Linked DNA regions of Mus musculus: region 2 is linked to region 1. Evidence: chromatin loops called from intact Hi-C (ENCODE). Cell type or tissue: left cerebral cortex. All regions are shown on one strand. Each heading gives the region's core, and the rest is flanking DNA. Links, peaks and the distances in the headings are about the cores only. Region 1 overlaps Arhgap42 (Rho GTPase activating protein 42). Region 2 overlaps Arhgap42 (Rho GTPase activating protein 42).

Region 1 (11,925 bases), core at 5,257-9,256:
GGGCCTTGGCTCTATAAGAAAGGGAAGTGAGCAATCGGTGGAAAGCAAGCTAGTAAGCAGTTCTTATCTACTGTCTCTCCGTCAGTTCCTGCCTCCAGGATTCTGTCCTGACTATCTCATTGATGGTCAGTGATGTAAAACTATAGAATAGAGCTTTACCTCCCTTCAAAAAATAAAACAAAAAACAACAACAACAAAAAAAAAACCAAACAAACAAACAAAAGAGTGCATGAACAAATGTTTCTCAGCCTTGGTGGCAATTTGATTTGACACTGCTGCAAAAATCTAAACATGCAGTTTTCTAATTTCCAAAGCACATACTGATCCATAAGGCCAGAAATAACAGCTCGCTCATCACAAATGTAAGGATAGCATGTTAGGGTACATCTGATGTGAAAATAGTCAAAATAGTCAAGGTGGTTTCATTTACTGACCACACACAGAAAGGACCCCAGTTACCCACATATAAGTGGATTTACTTTGATTTTTGTGGGAAGAAGATTCTGGGCATGGGGTTGTTGTGACAGACAGGTCTCTGTTGTATCTGGTATTTGTTTTCTTTGTTCAGGAAGTAGAGAGTGTCAATGTGACATGGCATAATTGCTGTTTTTACTTCTGAAAACTGGCAGAACCCAGAATTTAATGGCATGATGCTGCTAAGGGAAAGATGACTAGGGCAATATTTGTTATCCTGAATAGGACTTTCATTCACAAGCTCCCATGGGACTTTAAATAGCGAGTGCTGCCACAATTACCTTCTAAAACTGATCCCTGTAGTCTTTTCACTGGAGATCCTTCACTAAAGTCTGTGGTGAAATAACACTTCCTCACTCTGGTTATGGTAGTGGTGGAGAGGAGGCTGTCTTACATTCTGTATAGAAATTCAGTCTTCCTATATGAAATCATAGTGATGCTTTCAAGTAAGTAACCAAGGTGTGTGGTGCAGATACAGCATGGTAAATTATAAAACATACTAAATCCAGGGCCAGCTAGATGGCTCAGCAGTAAAAGGGTCTGCTGCCAAGGCTCACAACCTGAGTTCAATCCCTGGGACAAAGATGGCGGAAGGAGATTCCACAAGTTATCTTATGACCTGCATATAGTACATGTGCATACACCATAAACCCACACAGACAAATACACACATTTTTACAAGGAGGGGATAGGGTAATGGCTTGGGAGTTATTTGTTATGCAAGCATCAAGACCTGCATTTGGACCTCTAGAACCCAGGTGAAGTATCAGTATGACAGCCCCCCACCCCCAGGCAAAATGGGGAGTCCTAGAACAAGCTGGCTGTGATAACTATTCTTGTTTGCCGACTTGAATATATCCATTATTAAAACCCAACCTGCAGGGTACACCTGAGGGATTTTTTTGATTGATTCATTTGAGGTGGGAAGATTCACCTTAAATCTGGACCATGGAAAAAGGATGCTTGCTATCTTTGTCAGCTTGCCCTGCGAGCAAGGTCAAGTTAATTTCTTCACTGTTATTAAAGCCTACTTCCTTGGGATTCCAGTGTATACTGAGGAGCAGCAGAGACATTCTGGACTGAGCAACTATAGGACCCTTGTTCTTTCCACTGAAAATCAGACATTGCTGGAATAGTTGGATCATAGCCTATAAGCCCCTCTTATTAATCTATCAAATCTGTTTCTCTAGATCCCTGACTAATGCACTAGCTAATGGGACTAGCCCCACTGGAAGAGCTCTGGGCTTGACTGACAGAGTCTGTCTACATGAAAAGGTGGAATGATGTGAGGGATGACATGAACCACTATGGGCATGAGTGCATAAACGTGCATGCAACCACACATGTGTCCACACACATGCAAACATGCATATACACACATGGACCCCACACACATGGAAAATAAAAAGTAAAATAAGAGAGAGACCTCAAGTCTGTCTCTGGGACTCACTTTTCTCCTGGACGTAAAGATAGCCCTCCATGGTCCACTGGCTGGGAGGTCTATAATCTTGATTGGCAGACTTCATCCTCTGCATCAGTCTCTCCACTTCTTGCCGAGTGCTTTCAAAGTTATTCCTTGTCTTAAGTGAAGAGAAGCCACAAACTCACTGAGCATTTTCCACCAGGTTTGAGGAAATTGTTGACTAAAGTTTTAAAACTGCCAAGGAGAGCAGGGTAACCTTCAAGTCTACTCAATGTAAAAGGAATCTGCTGTGCTGAGCTGTGTGCCTGCTCTGAGTCACTTTAGTAGAAACATCCCTGGATGACTCTGTGCATTTTTCTCTGACTCTTGTGTGTGAGAGACTTTCTAATTCAGATTCTGTGGAGAGTCCCAAGTTGGTGAATTACAGCAAATGAAATTATTGACCATCTGCTAGCTTTGGATTAGCTAAGATTAAAAGTAGATACATAAGAACTTAATCTCTTTTTTGAGGAAGAAAAAAATGATGCTTTTGATATATGTGACAATGAGCATGTTTAAAAGAAAATCCCTTCTTTTCCTAATGGCTTTTACTTTTTTTTTTTTTTTTAGAATTAAAGAAAATAACTTTGCTATAATGAACTCACAAATAAAAGTTTCACATGGATAGATTAAGGTGGCTACTCAGAAAACCTCAGCTCCAGAGTCTACCGCTCAGTGAAGTCTACAGCTGAAAGTCTTGTTAGAAAGCACTCACATGGTTTAGTTTCTGGAAGTACTAATACAGTTGTTAGAAGGCCAGTGTAAAACTTATTCACACAGAATGCAAGTTCTTCTTTCTTTTGAGAATAATAATTTATACGCTTGATAGTGCATTTGCTTAAGCTGTAGGAAAAAGAGTAAGGTTTTCTCGGAAAGACTCTGGTTTGCATTCAAAGCGCTTCACCCTAACAAAAGTGTGTCAAAAAATAAAGTCCAAAGCCTACTCCCAGAGCTCTCGGTGGATGGTCCATGAGAGGTGATCCTCAGAGAGAGTAGGGTCTTTATCTGGGGACTATCATGCTGCTTTATTCTTTTAACTATAAAGATTGACTGGGTCTTTCAACTGCTTCCTTTCTCCTATCCCAACTGAGGTAATTGTAGCTGATACTGAAAGAACTTGTAAAGTCTCTCTGGCATCTGCAATTTTGCATTTTATTTTATTTTACTGAAGACAGACAACCATCTTCTACATTGAAAAATAAAACAAACCAACCAAACAAACAAAAGACAAAAACAAAAAAACCACAGTGCAGACAAGCTAAAGGCAAAATTATTTCTGCTGGGGAACCTAAGTGCAAAAGCAGAAATCCAAACATGATGAGAAAAATCCAATTGCATAGCTCTGCAGGGACATGCCAGCTCAGTAGCACACTGTCAAGATTCCATGATGATGAGACCCAGATAAGCAGAGAGACACACACCTTTTACAGAAGACTAAGTGAAGGGTATTTTGGCTAGATTGCTATCCACTCAGGCATTCAGTGATTGATGACTCAACAGTAGGATTTTGTTCTTCCCCGGGTTTGAGGATGGCAGAAATGTATTGGCCAATTGTAGACATGTCACTATGTGTTCTGAGACCAAAAGAGCTAGAGGACATCACAAAATAAGCTGGTAGAAACGGATAATGTATAAATGGCGCTCATCTGTATGTTAAAGCAAGGCATTTGAATGCTTCAAAACTACTTTTAAATATTCTGCAAATAATTAATTGCAGGTGTTTTGCATGTGTTTTCAGAGATATTAGACATAGAACACGAAGCCAGAGACCTTCCCTTTGAAACTGGAGAAATCCTGCTTTCTCAACAAATGAGACTTGCCTAAAGCCAGCCAGTCCCTTTTGTGTTCCTGGCTTTGAGGAGTAACTGAGAGATGGAAGACAAACACACTGTGAGTCCCTGTGATGTTTTGGTATCTGCATATATTGTGAAATCATTTCTATAATCAGGCTAAGTAATATATGCATCACTACATGTATTTTCTGTCCTTGTTTGTGTGATGAGAAGAATTGAAGGTCCATTAAAGAAATTTCAGGTATATACACTGTACTAACTATACTCAGCACAGAGGATGTGAGAATCCCATTCACCCTGAGTCACCCACTAAGCTAACAAGATTACTACTAACTTGCAAGGACCCTGCTTTGTAATACTTTTATAAAACCCAGTAACATACATTTTTCTAACATGAAATCAGTTCTTCTTTGGCATATATTCACCTAGTTGCTACAAAATAAGTCATGAGGATGTCTGTAAAGAGGACTCCCTAAGCTACTGTGGTTTGCCACATTTACATAAGGTCTGGCTTGGTCCTAACTGAGTCACTTTGAGGTCATTGCTAAGGGATGGCAAAGAGGACAGAGTATCCTTACATTCTGCAAGTTGAATTGTAGCTGTTGCTTGTACGGTGCAAATTCCTGGGCAAGTTCATATCCCTCGTGGTAAAATGTAAACAAACCCTGAAGGAAGGACAAAAGCTGCAAAAGATAAAAACATGCACGTAAAAAAATCATAAAAATTTGCTTTTCTATATATGAAAAGACCATCCAATACAAAATATCAAGGTGATTATCAGTCATTCTAATTTCTCAAAGTAATGATTTTTGATCAATGCATTTAGCCATGGAAACATGGGTGTGAGGCAGAAACAAGAGGTCATTGCCCCTTCACTGTCTTTCCCTGAGGTCATGAACATGCATTGTCCGCTGCTCTACCTTCCAAATGCATCATCAAACAACCACTGGGGGCCGCTAAGGGGATCACAGAGAACTGGGAAAGGTCTCTAGACAAAACAGAAGGTGAAAAGGCATTAGATTTAGAGACTGGGCAGGATATCCCAGGAAGGAGCTGGCCACAGTCAATAACAATTTGTCCAGAGGGAGAAAAGAAAATTTACCAGCAGGTGGCAGTATAGATCCTGTTTTGACTAGGGAAGTCTATTCAAGGAGAATTTAAAGCAGATTAAGAGTGAGTTCGAGGCCAGCCTGGTCTACAAAGTTAGTTCCAGGACAGCCAGAGCTATATAGAGAAACTCTGTCTTGAAAAACCAAAAACCAAAAACAAAACAAAAAAAAAAAAAAACAAAAACAAAAAAAAAAAGAGTTGAGTCAGAACATAGGATCACATGATCATTTTTACTCTGAGCAAAATCTTCAGAAAAGAAATTTCATATTCCTAGCCTTGAAATAACAAATTCTTTTGTGCTTACATCTGTAAATAAGGAGGACTTATAAAATTATGGGATGAGTATGTATGTTACTAAGTTTATCTAGAAAAAATGATTCATTTGGTACTTTATATAATTGCCTGCAGTCTTATTCCATAGCCATAGCCACTGTCTCGGTCAGCCTACAGCTTCTTGCTGCAATAGAGTGGAAAATACCTTCAAAAGAAGCCTATACTGTACCATTTGTTATTTTTCAAATTAAAAAGAGAAAGGCTATTTGAAACCATCTTCTTATGAGAGTGGCTTCTCTCACCTCCTCTGTGTGGGGAGGCAGGAACACCCAAGAGTCATCCCATGTGTGTGTTGGGATTGCTAATTCGAGTATGAGCCGGATCTACTAGGGAATGATGACTTCATGCTTTTCTTTCAACATGCAAGTCAACTCCATTCTGAGTTAGGTTCATTTTTAGGAGTTTAACACTAAAAATAATTTCTTAAGTTTTTTTTTTTTCATTTAACTTAATTCTCCAGTTTAGAGCAAACTGGGGCTTAAAGCTGAATTTAAACACTTCCAGGTAGGCCCTGCATGTGTAGATCTAGACTTTTTCAAAGATTAAAAAACATTAAAATACTTCTGAAATGCCTAACTAACAGCAGTCCTCTGACTAGCCATTAGAAGAGCATTTTCTCTGTTGGCATCAGTAATTGGCCCACAGTGAAACTCTCCCACTGAGGATTAGACATCATAGGTAGTGGGTCATTTCAAAGCCATCAGAAGCCACCCAGTTAATTACATTTACAGGGAAGATATTTTTAAAACATTGCAAAAACCTACAAAATATCTAACACCCTTAAATCTACTTTTCTAATATTCTGACTTCTCAGAGTATGGGAGCGGGAAGGCATACTGTGTCAGAAATATCATGGCATCTAAATAGTGTGTGTGGATTCCTGGAGTCTAGCTTGAGGCTCTGGAGTACAGTTAGTTTATCTATTAAAAAATTAGATGCATACAGAAGTGTCACATGTTTGTCAAGTCACTCGAAAGGAAGTAATTTGATAGAGATTGTGGCGAGCCAGCACTCTCCACTGAGACCTGTTTGCTAATTGAGCTTTAAAAGTCATGATTCCAGCACTTCTGTCTCTCTGAGGTTGCTCTGTATCCTAAGCATTTCCAACACATCGACTGCCACAGACAGAAATCCCCCTGCCAGCCTCATTAGTGGGGCTGTAGAACGTCGTAATAGGAAGCATGCATTTTCTTCCAACACATTCTAAGCACCCAGAAGGGAGTGAACAATTTTATTGAAGCACATAAAAATTACATACCGAGAGATGGCTCAGAGGTTAAGAGTACTAGCTGCTCTTGCAGAGGATCTGGATGCTGACATCCAGCCTCCAAATGGCAGCTTATAACACGCTGTAACTCTGGTTTCCAGGGATTTAGTGGCCCTCTTTTGGCCTCCATGGGTATTAGGTACATATATGGTTCACATACATACATGCAGACTAAGCTTATACACACACAAAGTAAAATAAATAAATAAATCTGAAATATTAATTAATGGCACACCAAGAGCGGTCACCTTTTTCCTTGATGCTGCATTTCCTTGGAAGAAGCTTGGTAAAGTCTAAACAAAATGGGTGTGAAAGAAGAGTCCCTAGATGGCGGTAGAGCTCAACGTTTTAAAAAGGAGTGTGTCCATGTACAGGCTGGTGGCACACTAGACAGATGCCATGGTGGTAAACCAATGGCGGTCAGTAGAAAGACCCAGGGAATATGGACACCTGCCCTTCCCAGACCTTCGTCATCTTTGGTCAGTATGGGGGAAAACAAACAAACAAACAAACAAACAAACAAACAAACAAAAAGAAATAAGGCTTAAGCTCTCTATAGAGTAAATGTGACCTTCACAAAAATGATAATAAGGACTAATTGATGTATAATTTTATTTTACACTTAGTATTTTGTGTCTATGTGTGCATGCAGTGGGTGAGTGTGTCACGGTGCACATGTACAGAACAATCAAGAAGGAGTTGGCACTTTCCTTCTACCATGTGGGTTTTAGGGAATAGGGCTTGGTGGCAAGTACTTTTTCTCCAGATTCACATTCGTTTAGTACCAGGAAACTCTGTCACACTTTATTGTTTCCATGGTGTTTAGAGTTAAATTGTTATTTATTAGCCCTCAAACAAAACCAAAAGTCAAAACTTATATACATACTGCAATAAATTGACTGTCATAAAAAAGACCTGTGCCAAGAAGTTTAAGTGGGATGTCACAATTTGGGATAAGGTAAGGAGAAACACACACACACACACACACACACACTTCAAGTGAATGGAAGCTTCCATTTCCTCACAGTTCAACAATACTAATCATACTTGACATCATGACACCATGTTTTTAGATAATTTTTAGAACTAAATAAACGTTCATAATCTTCCCACCTATTGGTGGCCACTTGACTAAAATCCAAATGGATTCGTGGGCATGCATTAGCTACTCATCTCTACACAGACAACTCAGTGGGATAAAGTAAGATGATAGAGCGGGGGCAGTGCCTAGTAAGAGGCAGAACCAGCTGCAGCAGGATGCTCCAAAGCCCCTACTTCCCACAGCCACACACCAACTTCTCATAGTTCCACAACCTCTGGAAACTGGGACATGCATTAAAATACATGGGCATGTGGAGGACACTCCACACCAAAGTACATGTGTGTAAAAGGAAATGCAAGACATCTAGAGTACAAAGCAAATTGCAAAACTAACCATTTGCCACTGCCCTGAACTTGTATACACAAAATACTAAAGAATCCATTTTAAAGAAAACTAATAGAACTAATAAGCCACTTCTGTGAGATTAGTGTGCAAAGACTGAGTTTATACTGGCATACACTACAACAGACAATCTGAAATGAAATTAAGAAAACTCCCATCTTCAACTGCCTTAAAGGAATAAAATACTTACCAGCTAATTTGGTAAATTTAATTCAAAACTTATTTTGAAAACCATGAATGTAGCATAAATAAATTAAAAATTGAAACAAATAAAATCTCTCCCTTTCACAGTTTGAAGAACTTGAAACTGTTAAGAAGGTATTTTCTCCACATTGAAAGGCAAGTACGGTAAAATCAAAACCACACGTCACATCTTTGCAGAATCCAGAAATTGTAAATTCACATAGAATGGGAAGCAGTACTAGCTGACCAAAGAGCTCTTAGTAAAAATAGAGTAGGAAGGCTTACACATCTTATGTCATTCCAACTTAATGCCAGACAGCATAAATGGGCAGCTCACTGTGATGGGAACTGACAAACAGATACATATCAGTGACCATGGCAGAGTTTGAATGGCCACATTTGGTTCTCAGCTGGTAGCACTGTTAGGGAGGCTGTGGAACTTTCAGGAGGTGGGATGCTGCTGGAGGAAATGAGTCACTGCAAGTTAGACTTATGGTTTACCATCCACTTGGCTTCTAGTTCTCTATTCTGCCCAGATCTGAGCCATCTCCCACAGCTACCTTGCATTCTCTATCACAATGGACTGAGTCCCCCTAAACAGTGAACCACATATATCTTCCCACACACACCACAAATCTCTGGTTAACCAATGCTTCACAAGATTCTCAAGAGTCTCACAACTAGGGAATAAACAGGCATTGGTGAATATCTGAATAGATTCCCTCCCCACACATCAGGAACCTTATATACATACTGCAATAAATTGACTGTCATAAAAAAGACCTTTGCCAAGAAGGGTAAGTGGGATGTCACAATTTGGGATAAGGTAGGGGGAAACACACACACACACACACACACACACACACACACACACACACACTTCAAGTGAATGGAGGCTTCCATTTCCCCACAGTTCAAGAATACTAATCATACCTTTTGCCTGCCATCTGTGAACAAATGATTATAAATTTTCCTTTTGATACAACTAAGATCATATCATAGAAAGAGATACCTGAGTGTTTCCAGACAGAATGAGCCATAAGAAAGCTCAGATGTGGCAACAGCCCATCCCTAAGTCACTCTCCAGAAGGTACACAGATAAGAAAATACCATCCCAAGTTCAGACAAGGAATAATTGTACAGTTAGTGGGCAGAGCCAGAAAGACATGTAAATATGTGTGGAAGAAATGTACAGGGAAAATTAAATTGTCAAAATTTATGGACTCTCATACTGTGGTTTAAAAATAGGCCTTAACTTAGAAATGCCTATTGGCAAGTGTTACAGGAGTTCTCCACCTAGGGCAGAAGTAAGAAGCGTGGCTTTCTAAACTACAGTGTGTGCCAGCAGGAGGATGGGTCAGTGGTTAAGAGAGCTTCCAGTTCTTCCAGAGGATACAAGTTTGGCTCCCAGTACCCACATCAGGAGGCACACAACCTGTTAACTCTGATTCTCAGGGATCTAATGCCCTCTTCTTGCCTCCAAGTTGCATGCACATGTGTGCTTGTGCATGTGTGCACACACACGCGCGCGCGCACACACACACACATACACATATATAAAGTTTTTCAAAATCTTACACACACACACCCAATAAAACCTCATCATGGGGCTCTCTGTCAGGGCTTAGTCAGAAAGAGGGGAGTAGGAATCATAAGTAGTGCCCTTTGCCATAAAATATGGCTTGCTAGGCTCAGGAACCACAGTGAGATTCAGAAGGCCTCTCTAAAGTCATATGGAGTTTGATCAGATGGTCTGTTAGGTAAATTACTTTTTCATTCTAAGGGAAATTAACTACTTAGCTCTTCAGCAAGCAGAGTTCCCAGGAAAGTTGGTAGAAAATTAAAATCTTGAAACTGAATTGTATCTCCAAAGCTCCTAATCCTCCTGGATCAGGGTACTAGCCTTATGATACACAGTGCTTTGCTTATACCACTGAGTTGCTGGACTCCAAAGCTGAGAACCTGCAACCCAGGAGAGGACCCACATTCTCGCAGGCTCTGCTCCTCCCCACTGCAAAGTCTGGTGGGATCCCACATGGAAGCAGATTATGACAGATGTGTTTCTTCACTCTGTCATCATTTCTCTGAAACAGGGATAGGGTATTTCATTTTTCTTTTTTTCTTAAACTTTTTTATTATTCAAATGCATTTGATACATTAAACATATTAATAGTATTAAGTATTTTGAGAATCAAATAATACATAAAAAATTTGTTCAACTTTTATATTCATATCTTTTTATACCCTAAACATATCACTAGTGAATATTTAATACTACCCATAACTGAGGATTCTATATCTAATGGTGAATACTAAATTATTTCAAAACATACAAAATATTCTTTGGGAGTTAAGCATAGTAAAAGGGCATAAAGTATTAAAAAGGAATCATTAAGAAATATATTAAAAAGCATTTATATGATACAACCTGACATAGTGAGAGAGTATTTAAAATGCATTATATATCTGTGTACATTGTCTAACAATCAGTTTACTTTAAAAATTATCAGTGTTTCTAGAAGAAATATTATTTTATCAGTAAGTATATTTTAAAAATTTCAAAATAGCAAAAACTCTTTGAAGTTAAACATTAAGAACATGCTAATTTCAAGCACTGTGAGAAAGATTATCAATAAAATGTCCATTATGTTTGCAGAATATGATTTTAATATTTTCAACTATTAATATTCAACAAACAGAATAATTATTTTAAGATATATTTTATTGTTATGTATCCCTTTTCACTACCGTCTCTAGTAAATTGGATACTGTCTCTTTGCTCTCTGGTTAGTCTGACTAAGGGTTAATCTATCTTGTTGATTTTCTCAAAGAACCAGCTCCTGGTTTGGTTGCTTCTTTGTACAGTTCTTTTCCTTTCAGCCCTGAGATTGATTATTTCCTGTGGTGTATTTGCTTCTTTTTGTTCTAGCTTTCAGGTGTGCTGTCAAGCTGCTAGTGTAAGCTCTCTCCAGTTTCTTTTTGGAGGCACTCAGAGCTATGGGTTTTCCTCTTAGCACTACTTTCATTGTTTCCCATTAAGTTTTGGTATGATGTGTCTTCATTTTCATTAAATTCTAAAAAGCCTTTAATTTCTTTCTTTATTTCTTCCTTGACCAAGTTACCATTGAATAGAACATTGTTCAGCTTCCATGTGTATGCGTGCTTTCCATTGTTTTTGTTGGTATTTAAGACCAGTCTTAGTCCATGGTGATCTGACAGGGTGTATGGGATTATTTCAATCTTGTTGTATCTGTTGAGGCCTGTTTTGTGACCAATTATATGGTTAATTTTGGAGAAGGTACCATGAGGTGCTGAGAAGAAGGTATATTCTTTTGCTTTCGGATGAAATGTTCTATACATTTCTGTTAGATCCATGGGGTTCATAGCTTCTGTTCGTTTCACAGTGTCTCTGTTTAGGTTCTGTATCCATGATCTGTCTATTGCTGAGAGTAAGGAGCTAAGTCTCCCACTATTATTATGTGGGGTACAATGTGTGCTTTGGGCTTTAGTAAAGTTCCTTTTAAGAATGTGGGTGCACTTGTATTTGGAGCATAGATGTTCAGAATTGAGATTTCATCTTGGTAGATTCTTTCCCTTTGACCAGTATGAAGTGTCCTTTCTTATCTTTTTTGATAACTTTTGGTTGAAAGTTGATTTTATTCAATATTAGAATGGCTACTTCAGTTTGTTTCTTGGGACCATTTTTTTTGGAAAATTGTATTCCAATCTTTTACTCTGAGGTAGTGTCTGCCTTTGTCACTGAGGTGTGTTTCCTGTATGCAGCAAAATGCTGGGTCCTGTTTATGCATCCAGTCTCTTAATCTATGTCTTTTTGGAGGAATTGAGTCCATTGATGTTA
Region 2 (11,925 bases), core at 2,600-6,599, 49 kb after region 1:
GGGCACACATCTGTAAGCTCCCCACCCAGAAGATGGAACTAGGAAGAGAAAAAATTTCAAGTCATCCCTGACTACACAGGTAGTCAGAGGTCAGGCAGGGCTACTGGCCTTCTCAAAAACAAATAAACATCAAAAACAAACAAAAAGTTTAAGAGCTTCCATACAAAGTTGTCAGCAAACAAGACAAATAGATGCAAGAGATGCTTTTGCTACTAGCAACTGTAAGCAGACTCTGGTAAGTCAGTAAAAAGGGTATAAAGAACTTCGGGTACTAGGCAGATACAGGCTATTTGTTAACTAATGATGCCCTATTGGACAGTAAAACCATGCCAGGAAGTTTGGTAAGGTAGAACTGGTTGAAATCTGGGGACTCCATGGGCACACACCTGAGGCTTAGGTAACTCCCTACTCCCTGCCAGATTCCTGACTTGGAACACATGCCATTCTCCTCACATAAAAGAAACATGTCCTGTAATCCCATAGGCCCAAAACAGAGTTCTCCATGCTAATGAGGCACCTAGAGGTCCAGAGGGCTTAGTCAATAAGTTTCCCTTTCTAGACATTCCTCTCTGCAAAAGATCTACCTTGACAATGGGTATGGTATGGTATTGGTATGGTATGGTATGGTATGGTTTGCTATGGTATGCATCTATTTTCTGCCATGAAAAACAATAAACTGGTTAGAACCATGGACTGCCTTTTTCATCATGATCTGCCATGGGGAGCCATGGAGAAGGTATTTGACTACAGGGTCCCAGCTTAATTCTCAGGTATAGGCCTCTCTGCACTCCAAGCCACAGCCACCACTAAGCAAGCTTCCACTAAGCTAAGGACAGCCACCATGGGACAAGCCAGAGCTCCCTTTTCCTCCAACCCCATGCCCAGGGTCCCCATCGGCCCCTGACTCTGTTCTCAGCTCTTCTGTGATGAGTGCCTGGATGTCCAAGAACCCCATAGCTGTGGCCTCACCTGGGGACCCTTTGAATCAGCTCTGCCTTTCCCACATCTCAGACTGTGTTTACCCAACGGTGGGGCAGAGCCTCAGTGCTTCCCTACAGGACGGCACCTGCTTGGCTCCTGAGGTGGCATAGGATAAACACAGTCAAACTCCCTGTGTTCTGCTTCCCCAAGAGGCCATGCCCAGCAGTAGAGTGGACACACACCCACAATTCCACTGTTTGGACCTTGTAGTTTATAGCTAATATTTTTCTTTTAAATGATCCATAAAGCATAGACTTTAAATAAAGGATGGCAAAGAAGTCTGATGGATGTCTTCTTTTGACTATCACTGACCTGTCTTCAAGAGGGAAAATTAGTACAAAGCACCCTGGTAAATCCTCCTTTCATAGTCAATACTATGTTGTCCCCAAAGATTGCTTAGATAGGGGAAATGGCACAGATGCAAATCCAAACCACGGGATTCTAAAAGGGGGAGATTTCACAATAACTAAACATTTACCAAGTTAAGCAATCAGCGATGCTCACCGTTTGAGGTAGCTGTGAGGTGGTCGCTTAGAAAAAGTCTGTAAAGAAAGATATTACTCCAGATTCCTCACACAGGATTCACCAACTCCTCAGGGAATGTCTCTTTCATACACACATATTTTTAAAGAACTTTTTTCCTTATACGATGTCTTGGTTTTAATTCAATAAATCAAGAAATCAAAGATTGAAAAGTTGACTTGGGCTGGGGAGATGGCTCTGTGGTTAAGAGCACTGACTGCTCTTTAAAAGGTCCTGAGTTCAAATCCCAGCAACCACATGGTGGCTCACAACCATCTGTAATGAGATCTGACGCCCTCTTCTGGTACATCTGAAGACAGCTAAAGTGTACTTAGATATAATAATAAATAAAATTTTAGGCCGACAGAAGCGAGTAGAGATTCTGAATTCAAATTCCCAGCAACCACATGATGGCTCAAAACCATCAGTACAGCTACAGTCTACTTATATACATAAAATAAATAAATAAATAAATAAATAAATAAATAAATAAATAACTTTTTTTAAAAAAGTAATGACTTATAACATACATTTCATAATACATAAGACCCTGTCACATCACCAGTGTCATATGGTTTCATCAAAATCCTTCAAGATCTGGGCTGAAGAGATAGCTCAGGGGTTAAGAGCACTTGCTGACATTCATGCTGAGGACCACAGTTCTCTTCTAGCCCCCAGAACCTTATTACCCCAGCTCCTGAGGCACCCTTTGCTCTCTTCTGGCCTCTGGAGGTACTGTTCTCATGTGCGCATTCTCAGAAACACACAAACATGTCATTTAAAAAACAAAATCTTTTAAAAAAATTGCTATTATATTTACTTATCCAAGGTTACACAATTTCAAGTCGTAAAGATGTTACTCTTAGGACTTAAAGGGTCCACATATGTATGACCGGTGCACGTGCTGGAAAGGGTACGGAATTCATCTTGTCCTATTGCCTCTAACTTAGCCCACTGGGAACAACTTGGCTACAGTGAATTAGATGAGGGTGTCAAGGTGGCCCCAAAGCACTTTAGTTGTTGTGGGAACTTTAAAAGGTTTCACATTTTGTAGCTTGAGCTCCATGTACATTTATAACTTTGCTGTGGCTATAGTCCTTTCAGACTAATTTAAAGAATTTCATTATTAACCTTTGTAGTTGCAATAAAAACTATAAAATCCCAATCTGAACTTAACTTGGCAATTATAGACCTCTATGATCTTTTTGTTATTTTTTAATTGACCAAAGCAATTATATATGCTAGCCAACAACAAAACATGTTAAAACAAATTTAGGGGAAAAGTTTATGATATAAAAAAAGGTTTAGAAACCAATTTCAAGTTTATATAGATACAAAATAATGCAACCACTTGATGAAAGCTAAGTGAAAGGCTTTCTAAATGGAAGGAAAAGAAACTGCCTGTAGCTATCCCAGCCACATGGTGAGCCTGACTTAACAGACTCTATGAACACTGAGATTGGAATACACCACGGGTTCAGGAAACAGTGGGCCCCACAGATTGAGTTTAGGTTGTAAGTCTTGACGGCAAGTGGCTTTACCACCAAGCTATCTCACTAGCCCATCTTGGCTGAGCCATCTTACCAACTCCTCTTTGCCTATTTTAAAAAGCAGTATGGCAAATCCTTATAAATAACCTAAGAAAGTGGTCAATATAAAAAAAAAAATTCCATAAGATTCCATAGAAGATTAAGCTGTGACCAACACAATTTGCTCTGTATACATATGAACTGCTTTTATAAAATCTACCCAATGGTTCAACATTAGACTTACTGTGCTCAGTTCTAAGATGTCAAGGGAAAGTGACCGCTAGGCTATGTCCTTCTCTCAAGCATGTGTCATGGGAGGAACAGAGGAACCAAAGCTTTGGAGTCTAAGAAAATTTGCAATCCCAGAATTTTATAAGCACTCCCTTGTCTGCCTGTGGCACAACTGGACCATCTTTGGGTGCTGCCAAAGCAGCCTTAGACCAACTGGCAGTTGAACGAATGAACAAATTCAATCATTCTAAGTATAGCCGGTCATGTTTCTAGACAAATAACCAGGAAGCAAGGGAAATGGGTTGGCTTCAACTCAGCAAGACCATTAACCCAAAATACTGAAGCATTTTCAGAATGGCCAAAACATAGAGACTAATTGTCTATAGGGTCCTAAGCCACACATGGGACATCTATATTATATGCTGTCCCCCAAGATTCATGGACCTTCTCAGAAGGAGATATAGAAGAGTCAGAAGTTACAAAGGACTGGAGAAAAGCAAAATCTTAAGTTCTGGATGGGACTACAGCATCTGTAGTTGTCTGAACAAAACTGAGCCAATCAATTTTCCAGGTTTGGGAAGCTTGTTAGTCTACTGATAGTGGAGAAGCTGCTCACATTAGGTGGCTGCTGGGGGAAGTTTTCCTAAGGGTGTAGCCTCTGGATAGCAAGTTTCAGTAGACCTTACATGAGGAATATATGGGTAGCACAAATTGGACTCATTGGATCATGGAATAACTAACTAATTTTTCAAAAGTAAATACAAACTAGGGAAGAGTAGGGACAGCTGGTTCTGTGATGAATTAGAGGGACAGAGTAAACACGATCAAAACTGATCATAAATATGCATGAAATTCTGAAAACTCAATAAAAGATCGTATTAAAAACCCTCTTTCCAGGTTTCCATGACCACCCAGGCCCTGATTTTCTACACTGTTTTTGCTTGTTTGTGTGTTTGAGACATGAACTTGATGTATAACAGACAAAGTTTTGATCACTCTCTCCTATATTCTGGTATCGCATGCTTCAGCCACCACACAGAGCATCCCTCAGTGTTTTTGCAGTCTTAGAATTGCTTTTTGCAGTCTGTCCACCCTGGAGACTGAGGCAGAATTCTGACAGTTTTTTGAGAGCCCATCCTCAAAACACAAACAGAAAATATTTCACATTTCTCCTGAATCTCAAAGTTGCTCTGAGTCACTGTTGGTTCTCTGGGGGAGAACACCGACAGAGATTTTGGAAACATTTTGAAATAGGAGCCATAAATTTCACTATGGAAAAGTCACACTGGAATGCATAAATTGGGAGGGAAGTGTACAGAGAGAGGACCTGACAAAACTCTGCAAAGTTCTAGAGCTCAGCCTGGGTGATGTCATCGTTGGTGACGTCATCAGCAAGATTCCCCTCTGGCTCCCACCAAACATTTTTGTGCCAACTTGCTAGCTAACAGTAAATGGATCATTTCAGCATTTTTTATTCATTAGTTTTATAGACTTGCTTGTGAAGATGAATTCCTAGGTTGTACTAAAGAAGGCCCTCAGAAAATAAACGTGACAGATTAAAAGGGGAAGAAAATGTTACATTGATTCAGTTTTGAGGTATTCTGAAGGACCATTATAGCTTATGCTAAAACAAAGGCAAACCAACTAGCCTTGACAGATTGTTCAAAAGCTTAAGGATCCATTTTAAAATGCCAGGAGTGATGGTACGTGCATGTAATTCCGGAGCTGACGAGGCGGAGAAAAGAAGATCCCTAGGGCTCACTGGTCAGGCAGCCTGAACCGCCCCAGACTGCTTTCTCAAAGAAACCAAGGCAGATGCTTCTGAAGTGCACACAGTCTTCTAATTGTGCCCGTGGTGACTAGTTTTAATGAACAGCTTGACTGGGTTACGAAACCGCGAAGGCATTTGTAAATCACTCTTTTGCATCTGGAAGGACGTTTTCCAGAAAGGGTTAGCTGAAGCAGGAAGACCTGTCCTGGATGTGGGTAGCAACATCCTGTGGGCTGCCATCTTAGAGTGAATGAAAGAGGAAAAGGGAGGAAATGTTCAGGGCACCCACATTTCCCCACTTCCTGCTTCCTAGAGAAGTGAGCAAGCAGCCTCATGGGCCATCTGTGACAGCCAACCACCAGCCATGCTATCATCGCACCTTCCCAGCTACAGCCTACACCCTCAAACAATGAGCCAAAGAAACCCTTCCCCACTGAAGTGGGCTCTTGTCGGGTATCTGGTCACAACAAAAAGAAAAGAAACAAACAGATTGCCTCCTTTAGGTGTTAATTATATTGCAACTGAGTTATAAGGAAGAGCTCCAGGTACAAACTGTTCAATTTCAAGCATTAAACATTTGAGTGTCGTCTAGACAAAATAAACCACCCTAGATAGTGTCCTCTAAAATTATACTGCATTCTGACAACTACGCCTACTTCTGCAGTTGTCTAGGTCCCACACACAGAGCCACAAAGCACATCATTACTTTCTGCAACCCCAAGTACTAAAACTGTCTCTTCACTTGTCTATGAGGTTCCAGCTGACTGGTATAATCTTTTCCTGGCATGTCCAAGGTCTGTTTTCAGTCACCAACATTGTACAAGGGAAAAGATAGTTAATATCCATTCATCTCCCAAATCAAGTATCAAAGGCTACTAACCTTCAGAATTTTAATATTAATGAGGAAGCAGACAGAAATTACACCAATACCAATATCTACACCATATGTCTCTGTACCAACTACTGGGCATTTCTAAATGAATACACCAACCGGAGCAGCTAAGTTGGACAATAAATGAAACCTTGTGACCTGGGCTACAGGCAGTGTATGGATGAGGCAAGTCTCCACTCAGAGCAAAGACCTCTGGATCCCAGGCTAAAACACAAGCTGGCCATTTGAATCCAAGTTTTGTTTTAGACTTCATGCCTCTTGCTTAATGACTTTCTCAGCTGAAAACCATGAGAGCAAGGGAAAAGAATCCTAAAAGATGAAGGAGACAGGAGAATACAGGGTAACATAACATGGAGGAGCTCAGATCAGGCGGGAAGTGAAACTGTTTGCACATCTCTGTCTGTCTGTGCATCTGTCTGTGTGTCTGTGTGCATGTGTGTATGTGTATATGTGTATCTGTGTCTGCCTATCTGTCAGTGTTTCTGTGTGTATCTGTCTGTCTGTGTCTCTCTGTGCCTCGTGTCTGTGTAGACAAGAGGAGAGAGAACAAGCAGAGGTTACCCTGGTGGATTAAAGGCCAACAGAATTGGTTAGGGTTGTAAGGCTAAATCAAGGATCTACATGTGGGGAAGGGCAACTAGACAGACAGAAAGACTACCATCTTCTGTTCCAGGAAGATGTCCACCGTCACAGGGATAAGCATCAACCAAAGCAGCAGAGACAAAAGTTCAATGAGTAAATGAATAACATACAGTAAGAGGGAACATGATTCTCTGTGTGATTGCTTTCCTAATGCAAGGCTGTGAGTATGTTCCCTAGAATCCATGTGACAAAGAGCTGGGTGCTGGTGGTGCCAGACAAGATGGATGGAAACAGCCAGAAGTTGTCCTATGCATGCAACTACTGGGCAGATAAGTCAAACCAGGGTGAGGCATTCTTTAACAGTTCAGTCACCTCCCTAGCCATGTTAGTACTTCCAAATTGAGCGATGAAGCTATGCACAAGGAAAGCCTCTCTCACCAGAGCAGATAATTCCACAAAAATGGGGGCTTGGACTCCATCATGCATACAAATTGACTATGGTGTGCATTAATTTTAGAGAAGCACTTAGTTTAAGATGGGACCAAAAATAGCTCTTCTGTATTGACAGAGATGACAATCATGTCCAGATCCACACTAGGATTTCAGAGGGAGACTGTTGTTGTTGCTGTTGTTGTTGTTGTTATGGTAGTGGTGGTTGTTGTTAATGTGGTATGGGGGGTGTCTGTCAGTCAGTCTGTCTGTCTGTCTGTCTGTGTAAACTAGAGTGCCGCACGCAAGAACCATCTCCCTTCATTTTTATTTTATATTACCACTTATAGACCCAGAGCTTGCCAAGGATAGTAGCCACTAGGGAAGCTCTGGGGTTCCCTCTCTCTGCCATCCCAGCTCTACAAGCACCCAGATTTTTGGTTATATGGATTCCAAGGAGCACACTCATGGCCTTGCACTAGCAAAGCAATCATTTTGCCAACCAACCCATAACATCAGCCCTGGGTCAGACCAAACCGGGAAGTTACAGAGTAGTTTCTGCCTCTGGATATTACGTGGAGAACAGATTGATGAGGCTGGGGACACAGGTGAGTCCTAATAGACACAAACCAAAAGGAAAAAGACATCTCTGTGCAAGAAGGGACTGAAGACCAAAGTCACGAGGAGGCTACGCGCAGGCTGCTTCCCATAACCTCGGGCCTTCACTGCCACCTTTACGTGTCAGTCATACAGACATACCTGGCAGAGCCCACATTCAAATTAACAATTACCTGTTTGCAAGCTGTGTTTTTACTCCTCTTTAAACTATCAAATCTTATTTCACATACTCAGGATATAGTCAAAAAGAGATGAAGAATTTAAAGAGAAGCCATTTTTATATCCCATGAAGCTTGACTGGGTAATTAAAGGAAATCCAGTACAAGGTTCCCTTCCAAACTCCAACTGCATAGAGATCTAAGCTAAGAGGCACAGCTAAGGCACAGAGGTCTGCATGCAGTCATTTTCCCAAACCAGTCCTGCTCTAAAAGACATCAATTACATCCCCAAATCTCCAGAGGTCAAGTGACCTCAGACACCAGAAAGAAAGTCAAGGAACGCTAAAGCTTCTATGAACTTGAGTTTATTTATTGGATTCACATTCTTACTATGTCTGATTTCACCCTGTACCCATCACATACCAAGAAAAATTGAGCAAATATTACTTAACATTCTACTTGTAGTGCTTTTTTTATTAATTACAAAGGAGTGGTTTAAAGACCAATGCATTTCCATAGCGAGTTTGCCAGCATCACTAGGGAAACCAGTTAGTCATATTTACCAAATAAGGCAAGTTTTTTCAGTGCCTGGAATCTTTCTACAGTGAGCTCACTCTGCTCCTCCCTGGCTTTCTACAGTCCTCACAGGTCCTGGTCATGGCTCCTACACACTCCATAAATCAGGAAGCTCCCATACAGACGAGGGAGGCATGTCTCCAGCGCTCATTTGGCTTGTTTTCAGATCACTCCTGGCTGTATATAGAAGTGTAAGAGGCAAAATACAGCCCAACTTCACAGCAGTAAAGATCACTATCAAACTAAAGCCACTAACTGAATTAGTAAGAGCTTCTTGCTCCTGTGCACACATATGGCAGACTTTACCTGACAGTTCTAAGTGAAACTCTTGCTAATTTTCCACTCATGAGTCTACACACGTATCCACCGATTTCTAATTTTTTAACAAATGACTCCATTCACTTGCTCAATTTCAAAGAAATAATTTTCTATTTTTAACTGTTTCTGTATAGAAAACTGGAACACAAAGACAAAATTTCAACCTACATTGTATCTAGTAAATCTATGGCAAAAACTATCACCTTTTTACCTAACATTCACAGTATTATAGAATGGGTTGTCTACTATGTTTGGCAATTCTGGTCACGATATGAAACCTGAATGCCACAAATGCAGAGTGGTTTTCACATGACTATTTCAAGACAAATAGTTCTGCATCTTCCTCTTCTCAATGCTCTGTGCCCAACCACACCCAGGAACAGCAAATCAGAAGGTTCTTTCAGAGGAAATAATTTCATAGAAATAAATACCACATAGAAGTAAGGAAATCTGCTGTTTGTGTTAAAATATGAGTTGTAATCAACAATGTGCAAAGTTACACCCAAGTTTTTCTTTCTAGAAACGCTGTGTTCTCCAAGCATAAAACCCTTGTGCTTTGAGTATGGTGCATATTGCTCATAGGTGCTTGTGTAGAAAGCTTGGTTCTAGTCTGGTGGAGTTGAGAGACAGGAAAACATTTTAAAAAGCGATTAGGTCTTTGAAGGGAAATCATGGGGCTAAGAATGTAGCTTAGTGGGTAGAGTGCTTGTCCATCATGCAGGATGTCCTGGGTTCAGTTCTCAGAAAGGCATAAACTGGGCATTCTAGCAGACACTAGCACTCCAGAGGTATAACGAAGAGAAGTTCAAGGTCTTCCTTGGCTACAAATGGAATTTGAGGTCAGCCTGAGCTACACAAAACTCTGACTCAAGAAGGAGCAGGAAGCAAAGCAGAGAGTGCTCTGTTCACTGCCTTAGGAGAGCAGAAATTCACAGTCAGGTGGGGTTCCTCCCTCAAATCTCTCTGGCTTCCCCCCTTATAGAGGTCTCCTTTCTGGTCCTGCCTGCTTCTCATCTGTGAGTGTGTCATGGGGCCCCACCAGCATCATCTCTTTGAGATCTCCCAGACATTAACAAAATAAGGTTCTTTGTTTTGTAAGGCAGCCTCAGGTACTTTGCTAATTCAGAGTAGAAAAATAAAGATGCCGAATCACTGCACAAATATTAAGTCTGAATGTATTACTGAAATGACAACTGGAATTTATTTTAAGACACAATTTTTTGTGGGTTTCTTATTGTGTTTTGTTTGTTTGTTTGTTTGTTTGTTTGTTTTTCAGTAAGGGGCCAGGGAGTAAATACTTCATTCTTTCTGGACCACACGCTGTTTTATACAACTACTCTACTTAGCTAATAGAATGGAAAAACTTAGAAAACAGACAAATGAATGATACTAGACTCCAACAAAGATTTAATTTCTGGGTACTAAATTTGGCTTTCATGAAATTTGCACATGATATAAAATATTATTCTTTAAATTATAACAAAATTAAGAGATATACTAACTGTTCACAGCTCATGGGCCACACACAGAGATGGGTAATTTGTTTGGTCTATAGCTTTCAACCTATACCTTAAAAGACAAAATTCATGTTTAGGACAATCACAGGAAACAACTGTGACCTTTAATTCTACAAGGAGGAATTAAAAAGAGAGAGCAGCCACGCCAGCTCCATCATAGAGATACTATTACCATACCCCAGATGACACAGATGTCTCACTTCTTTTGGGAATTTGCTAAAAGCGTTCACGGAGCAAGAAACAGTGCCATGTGATTGTTTTTAAAGGCAGCTGTAGTTTACTTCCTGATTGCCTCCAAAGTCCCACTATACATTTGATACCAGTCTGTAGTACTATTGGGAAAAGAAGGAAGCTTCAGGAAGTAGGGCTTCATTGAAAGAACTTAGGTAACTAGAGGTGTGTTCTTGAAATGGTTCTTGGGACTCCAGACCTCCCTCTTCTTCAGAAGAGAGCACCTTCTTCTGCCAGCCATCCTTTGTCATGTGTGTAGCCCTGTGGCAGGACCAAAGGCAACAGAGCCAGAAGACTACGAACTGAACTCTGAAACCACAGCCAAATTAAATGAAAGAGGAAAGGCTGATCTCAGGCCCTCGTTATAGTCACAGAAAACCATGGCACAGTAGAGACCTGTGCAGACACACAAAGAAAAACAGGACAGGGACAGAGAAACATGACACATCATGAAACCTGAGACCCAACGTCAAGTGCAAGGAAGACAGAAGACTCAAAAAGTCTGTGCTTCACTGGAAACAAGACAGTAGTAGCTCAGAGCAAAGACAACCATGACCTGAAAGAAACCCAAGTGACCTTCTGCCTGTACATGCATAGCCATGAACTCACTTACATGTATCACACACACACACACACACACTCACATGCACACACACACACACACACACACAAAACACACACACACACATGTGCACATACACACTGACTTCTAAGAGGGCTTAGTTACTCCATGGATTGTATGACACTGGTGATTTATATGTTTAGTTTTGAACAGTACAACTAACAGCAGTGTGCAGTTAGCAAGCATACTTGCTAAATTATGGTGCAAACCATATTACTTAATGTGGTTCATATTTTTAAAAACTTAAAAACAAGAACAACAGCTCTAGTCCTCCAGTGTGCAGGAAGCACCTCAGACATTTTACAAATGTTCTCAGCTGTGGCAGTTCCTCATTTCTCAGCCTTCTGCTTCACCTGGGAGGTTAGTTCCCCTTGGTACTGATTGGAAATCTTCAAGCAGTTCTATTTGATTTTGCTGTAGTTTTTGAGACAGAGTTTCATGTAGCCCAGGTTGGCTTCAAACTCCCAGAATCTAAGTCTTGCCTTGAAAATACTACTCCTCCAGTGTCTACCTCCCGAATGCCAGGACTATTAAATGCATGTGCTTTCCCACTCATGATTCTGCCAGTCTTAGACCTGCATCTGATAGATACCAACATGCCACAGGCCTCTGCCAGCCCCACTGATCATCAGAATGGATTTGTTCTTCCCCAGTGTTTAGGGAATACTCCGCCCTGTGTGCGGCATTAAAGCTGCTCCGTCATAGCTCTTGATTTCCAACATTTGCTATTACTGTGAGTGTGCTGAGGATAGCAACACAGGCTATCTGCGTGCTCTTGGGGCTAAGAATGAAACAGCTCAGTACTCTCTGCAGAACATTTCAATGTCTAGGACAGATGACAGCATGCTAATAAAATTTCCAATGACTCAGAACTGGGGAAGAAGGACAGCCTGGACATGATCGCGTCTATATGCCAAGGGTCTCAGAATTTTGGAATAAAGAGACTGA

What was found. Peaks named below come from ENCODE experiments on the same cell type or tissue, not always from the same donor. Only the 100,000 strongest peaks of a DNase experiment are listed, where the experiment ranks them.
Region 2: it touches region 1 in a loop (2.4-fold over the local background); 2 of 42 quality-filtered maps call a loop at or near these places.

Annotation. Positions count from the first base shown.
Region 1 is chr9:9,044,581-9,056,505 of GRCm38, forward strand. It overlaps Arhgap42 (Rho GTPase activating protein 42), which reads right to left. Exons shown (of 24, transcript NM_001372563.1): 7 at 4,308-4,412; 8 at 1,925-2,054. Among named protein-coding and RNA genes, the nearest start is that of Pgr, 150 kb to the left of the region's middle. In left cerebral cortex, for the core only: a CTCF peak has its summit at 6,760; DNase peaks (open chromatin) are centred at 5,409, 6,766 and 8,522; H3K27ac peaks cover 307 bases.
Region 2 is chr9:9,096,611-9,108,535 of GRCm38, forward strand. All of the region lies in intron 4 of Arhgap42 (Rho GTPase activating protein 42), which reads right to left. Among named protein-coding and RNA genes, the nearest start is that of Gm16833, 130 kb to the right of the region's middle. In left cerebral cortex, for the core only: no CTCF peak of the experiment used is centred there; DNase peaks (open chromatin) are centred at 4,576, 5,426 and 5,696; H3K27ac peaks cover 1,490 bases.